2 separate regions of the Homo sapiens genome follow, and region 1 is linked to region 2. A link is an interaction called in ENCODE POLR2A ChIA-PET data of the cell type or tissue named here. Cell type or tissue: PC-3. All regions are shown on one strand.

Region 1 (2,500 bases), 320 kb after region 2:
CTTCCAGAGAGAAAATTTATGTTTTCATTAATTCCAAGGTGTATTGTAGAGGGCTACAAACTGCTTTGTCTTGGGTAGTTTAGAGACACTTGTGACCTAGGCTTGGTCAGGTTGCCAAGACTTGAGTCAAATGCTTAATGTGAAAAGCTTCAAGTATGAAAATAGTCTAGTTATCAACCTGTTTTAAAAAGTAGTGTAGAATTATTATACATGTAGTATGATAAAATATGTACGCATACATATATTTTTAATATATATTTTAATTAATGAACAAATCACCAGTATCTGGAGTTAGAAGGAGTTGGGTGTGCTTGATTCTTCATCTCCAAAATGAAGATAAAAGACTTATTTCTTGGCCGGACACAGTGGCTCACACCTGTAATCCCAGCACTTTGGGAGGCCGAGGTGGGCGGATCATGAGGTCAGGAGATCGAGACCATCCTGGCTAACATGGTGAAACCCCGTCTCTATTAAAAATACAAAAAATTAGCCAGGTGTGGTGGCGCGCCCCTGTAGTCCCAGCTACTTGGGAGGCTGAGGCAGGAGAACCGCTTGAACTCGGGAGGCAGAGGTTGCAGTGAGCCTGGGCCACAGAGCAAGACTCAGTCTCAAAAAAAAAAAAAAAAGACTTATTTCTCTTTGCTCTGATGCTTTATTTAGGTCAGTACCTTGTATAGGAGTCGGGTAGTTGCCTCTTTGCAATAGCCCTTATTTCACAATGGTTCATTTCATGGAAGCCTTGCATATTTTTATTAATTTAAAATTTTACTTATTTCTGCTGGGTATGGTGGTTCACATCTGGAATTCCAGCACTTTGAGAGACTGAGGAGGGAGGATTTCTTGAGGCTGGGGGAATTATTTGAGGCCAGGAGTTTGAGACCAGCCTGGGTAATGTCACGAGGCCTTGTCTCTACAAAAAAATTAAAAAATATTATCCAGGCATAGTGGTGCACACGTGTACGGCGAGTGGTATAGCTACTCAGGAGGCTGAGGTAGGAGGATCACTTAGGCCCAGGATTTCAAGGTTGCAGTGAGCTATGATTGTGCCACTGTACTCTAACCTGGGCAACAGCATGAAACCTTGTCTTAAGAAAGAAAGAGAGAGAGAGAAAGAGAAGGAGAGAGGGAGTGAGGGAGGGAGGAAGAGGGAGAGAGAGAGACAGAGAAAGGGAGCGAGGAAGGGAGGGAGGAAAGAAGGAAGGGAGGGAGGAAAGGAGGAAGGAAGGAAGGAAAGAAGGAAAGAAATTCATTTCTAATTAATAAAGTAGATCTTTCATAGGATTAGTTTCCTGTGCTGTGAGACCTTTAAAAATTCATGACTGGGTGAGGTGGCTCATGCCTATAATCTCAGCACTTTTGGAGGCTGAAGTGGAAGGATTGCTTGAGCCCAGGAGTTCAAGACCAGCCTAGGCAACATAGGGAGACCCTGTCTCCACAGAAAAATAAAAAAAATTAGCTGAATGTGGTGGTACATGTCTATGGTGCCAGCTACTCGAGAGGCTGAGGTGGGAGGATCGTTTGAGCCCAGGAAGTCAATCAAGGCTGCAGTGAGCTGTGGTCACGCCACTGTACTCCATCCAGCCTGTGTGACAGAGTGAGACCCTGTCTCAAAAATGTTTTAAAAATTAAATTCATGCTACTGTGTTTATCAATTATTACAGCTCCCTTTGTGTTCTTCCTCATATTTATAAAAGATTATAACCAGATAAATTATAAAATATGCATTCAAATTATAAAGTACACATTGTTGATCTGATTGCCCTGGAGAATACTCTCTGGCACAAAAGCGGAAGTTGGATCTGATATTAGGAGGACAGGTTGAAGTGAGTTTAATAGACGTAGGACATTGTATTAACTCTTAGTTTTCTGTCTTAAAAATGAAGAGGAGGCTGGCATTTCTGGCCATGTTTCTGGCCTCTGGCTTAGGGAGGTACTCTGCTTCCCATGGTAAGGAAGTAAGTGGTATCAGAACTAGCCTCCTCTCTATAGGAAGCTATAAAACTGGACAAAAGAAATGAAGCAATTGTGTCAGCCTGTAGACAACAGGCAGCGTAAAATTTCAGTTCCTAAGAGAAGGAAAACTCGAGGTGAGCGCCACATTTGCTCAGTTTTCTGTCTGAGGACGGTTTCCCAACCCTGTTCTGTGAGTGGAGTCTAAACAGGCTGTGATGATTTCCCCTGAGCTGAAGAGGCAGAGGTCAGAGTTTGGGCAGCTGAAGCAGTTGGAATCTGTGGGGTGGACCATCATAGGGTAGGGAATTGTTCAGCAAGAGGGTCTCAGAAGTCTGTGGGGGCATTCCTGTGAGGCTGAAGCTAAGGACTGGCCTATTATTTATACATGGGGTGAAGCCACCTGAAGCTTACCATATAGACAGCAGCTGGTACAGGATGAATAGAAAAGAGATACTGGAGGTCAAGTCCTGTTGGGGTGAAAGCAATGCCAGGAACGCTGATGGTCCAGCCCTACCAGTAGAAAGATCTCATTAACACTTTGTTAACA
Region 2 (2,500 bases):
GTACTAGTCGAGGGCTATTCTTATGTTAAGCTGCTCTCCAGGTGGGCAAAGTGATGTCCCTTCACCCCCCGCCCCCCCACCCCCCCGCCACCTCATCCCATGTCTCCCTCTAACCCCAGACCTCACTGCTACTTCCTGCCAACCTTGGGCTGCTCACTGACTCCCATTTCTCCCCAGTGCCCCAGACCAGCCCCCCAATTCCTTCTACATGGTCCGTATCATTTCCAAGGCCCCATGCATGGTTCTTCGCCTGGGTTTTCCCATTGGCACACCAGCACCGGCCCGGCACAAGGTAAGCTGGGCCCTGACTGACTCTGACCAAGGAGCCCTAGGGTGTAGGATAGCTCCCTCTCCCCAAACCCCACAGGGCCAGGTCTAATAGAGGGAGGAGCCCCCAGACCAAGGAAGACCTGGAGAAGAGGGCTGTGTCTCACTTTGTCTGTGAGCCCCTTCTCCCAGACCTGTAGGAGATGGGAGTAAGAGGATGTGACCACATTTTCCCCTCAGATTGTGTCAGGCTTGAGGGAAGAGATCCTGCGGCTGCGTTTCCCCCACCGGGTACAAAGCAAGGAGCCAACGCCCAAGGTGAAACGAAAAGGGCTAGGGGGTGCTGGTGGGGGCAGCTCTCCCTCCAAGTCACCCCCCGTGCTGGGGCCACAGCAGGCCCTGTCTGACCGGCCCTGCCTTGTGGTCCTGCATAAGCCACTGGACAAACTGCTCATCAGGTTGGTACAGAGGTGTGGAAGGGCGTGGCTTAGCAGGGTATGAGTGGTACAGAGGTGTGGAGGGCATGGCTTAGCCCGGTGTGAGTAGTATAGAGGTGTGGAGTGCGTGGCTTAGTGGGGTATGAGTGGTACAAAGGTGTGGAAGGGTGTGGCTTAGCGGGGTGAGGTGTGGAAGGGCGTGGCTTAGCAGGGTATGAGTGGTACGGAGGTGTGGAAGGGCGTGGCTTAGTGGGGTATGAGTGGTACAGAGGTGTGGAAGGGCATGGCTTAGCGGGGTATGAGTGGTACAGAGGTGTGGAGGGCATGGCTTAGCCCGGTGTGAGTAGTATAGAGGTGTGGAAGGGTCTGGCCTAGTGGGGTATGAGTGGTACAGAGTTGCAGAAGGGCGTGGCTTAGCGGGGTATGAGTGGTACAGAGGTGTGGAAGGGCATGGCTCAGCGAGGAATGAGTAGGTCAGAGGTGTGGAAGGGTGTGACTTAGGGGGGTATGAGTGATACAGAGGTATGGAAGGGCGTGGCTTAGCGAGGTATGAGTAGGTCAGAGGTGTGGAAGGGTGTGGCTTAGCGGGGTATGAGTGGTAAGGAGTGTGGAAGGGTGTGGCTTAGCAGGGTATCAGTGGTACAGAGATGTGGAAGGGCATGGTTTAGCAGGGTATGAGTGGTACAGAGGCATGGAAGGGCGTGGCTTAGCCGGGTATGAGTGGTACAGAGGTGTGGAAGGGCGTGGCTTAGCCGGGTATGAGTGGTACAGAGGTGTGGAAGGGCGTGGCTTAGCCGGGTATCAGTGGTACAGAGGTGTGGAAGGGCGTGGCTTAGCCAGCTGTGAGTGGTACAGAGGTGTGGAAGGGCGTGGCTTAGCCGGGGATGAGAGAGATAGCTGGGGAGTTGTCCCATTTCCTAGGTATGAGAAGCTGCCCTTGGACTACCGGGCACCCTTCTTGCTGACATTGGAGCCACCAGGTCCACTGCCCTTGGTGTCAGGCCGCTCAGCCTCTTCTAGCCTGGCGTCACTGTCCCGCTACCTCTACCATCAGCGCTGGCTTTGGAGTGTCCCGTCAGGACTGGCCCCTGCGCTGCCTCTCAGTGCCATTGCCCAGCTCCTCTCCATCCTCACTGAGTATGTCATCCAAGCCTGCCAGGTCACTCGGGGCAAGGAGAGAGCAAGTGTAGACTGGGACACTAGCAAAAAGCCTATAGCACACACTTCTCCTCTCTAATTCCCAGTCTGAAGTATAGAGCAGCATCTGCTACTGCCCTCCCTGTCTCCTCCCATCACCCGATTTGTTTTGTCCTCTCTCATCCTCACTGGATTTGTTATACCCTGAGGGACCGCCAGTCTAAGCAGGGCCAGCAGCAGACTTGGCTCCTTGAGGACTGCTGGGAGGTGGGTGTATGTGGGGAGAGCTTGTAGTCTCAGTGTCTCTTCTTCCCTTATCCTGGCCTTGCCCCGGCCTTTATGGGGCTTCAGAGTCCGACTTTCTGAAGGATTCCACTTCGCCTGCAGTGGGGAAGGAATCATCAACATGGTTCTGGAGCTTCCAATTCAGGTACGTGCCATCCCCCATGACACCTCCCTGCCAAGGTCTGTCATAATCCCAGGGACACTCACCTCTGAGCTGGGTTGGGACTGCTGGAAACTGCCTCACAGGGACCCTGTGGCCAGAGGATGCTCAAGGTCTGAGGCTGCAGTCATAGGACAATTTGGTGAGGGAACTGAAATTCTGAGGGCCAGAGCTAGGCCAGGCCAGATCTCTGCCTTGGCTGGGATTTGCCCAA

Evidence for each region. Peaks named below come from ENCODE experiments on the same cell type or tissue, not always from the same donor. Only the 100,000 strongest peaks of a DNase experiment are listed, where the experiment ranks them.
Region 1: POLR2A ChIA-PET joins it to region 2 with 10 read pairs; 2 of 35 experiments call an interaction of 5 or more read pairs at or near these places.

The regions. Positions count from the first base shown.
Region 1 is chr1:43,739,728-43,742,227 of GRCh38, forward strand. The region is part of intron 2 of ST3GAL3 (ST3 beta-galactoside alpha-2,3-sialyltransferase 3); the gene reads left to right. Among named protein-coding and RNA genes, the nearest start is that of ST3GAL3-AS1, 14 kb to the left of the region's middle. In PC-3, no CTCF peak of the experiment used is centred here; no DNase peak of the experiment used is centred here.
Region 2 is chr1:43,422,592-43,425,091 of GRCh38, forward strand. SZT2 (SZT2 subunit of KICSTOR complex) reads left to right here. Exons shown (of 72, transcript NM_001365999.1): 13 at 1-41; 14 at 178-292; 15 at 508-725; 16 at 1,626-1,841; 17 at 2,193-2,271. Among named protein-coding and RNA genes, the nearest start is that of MIR6735, 25 kb to the right of the region's middle. In PC-3, no CTCF peak of the experiment used is centred here; a DNase peak (open chromatin) is centred at 1,220; H3K27ac peaks cover 1,919 bases.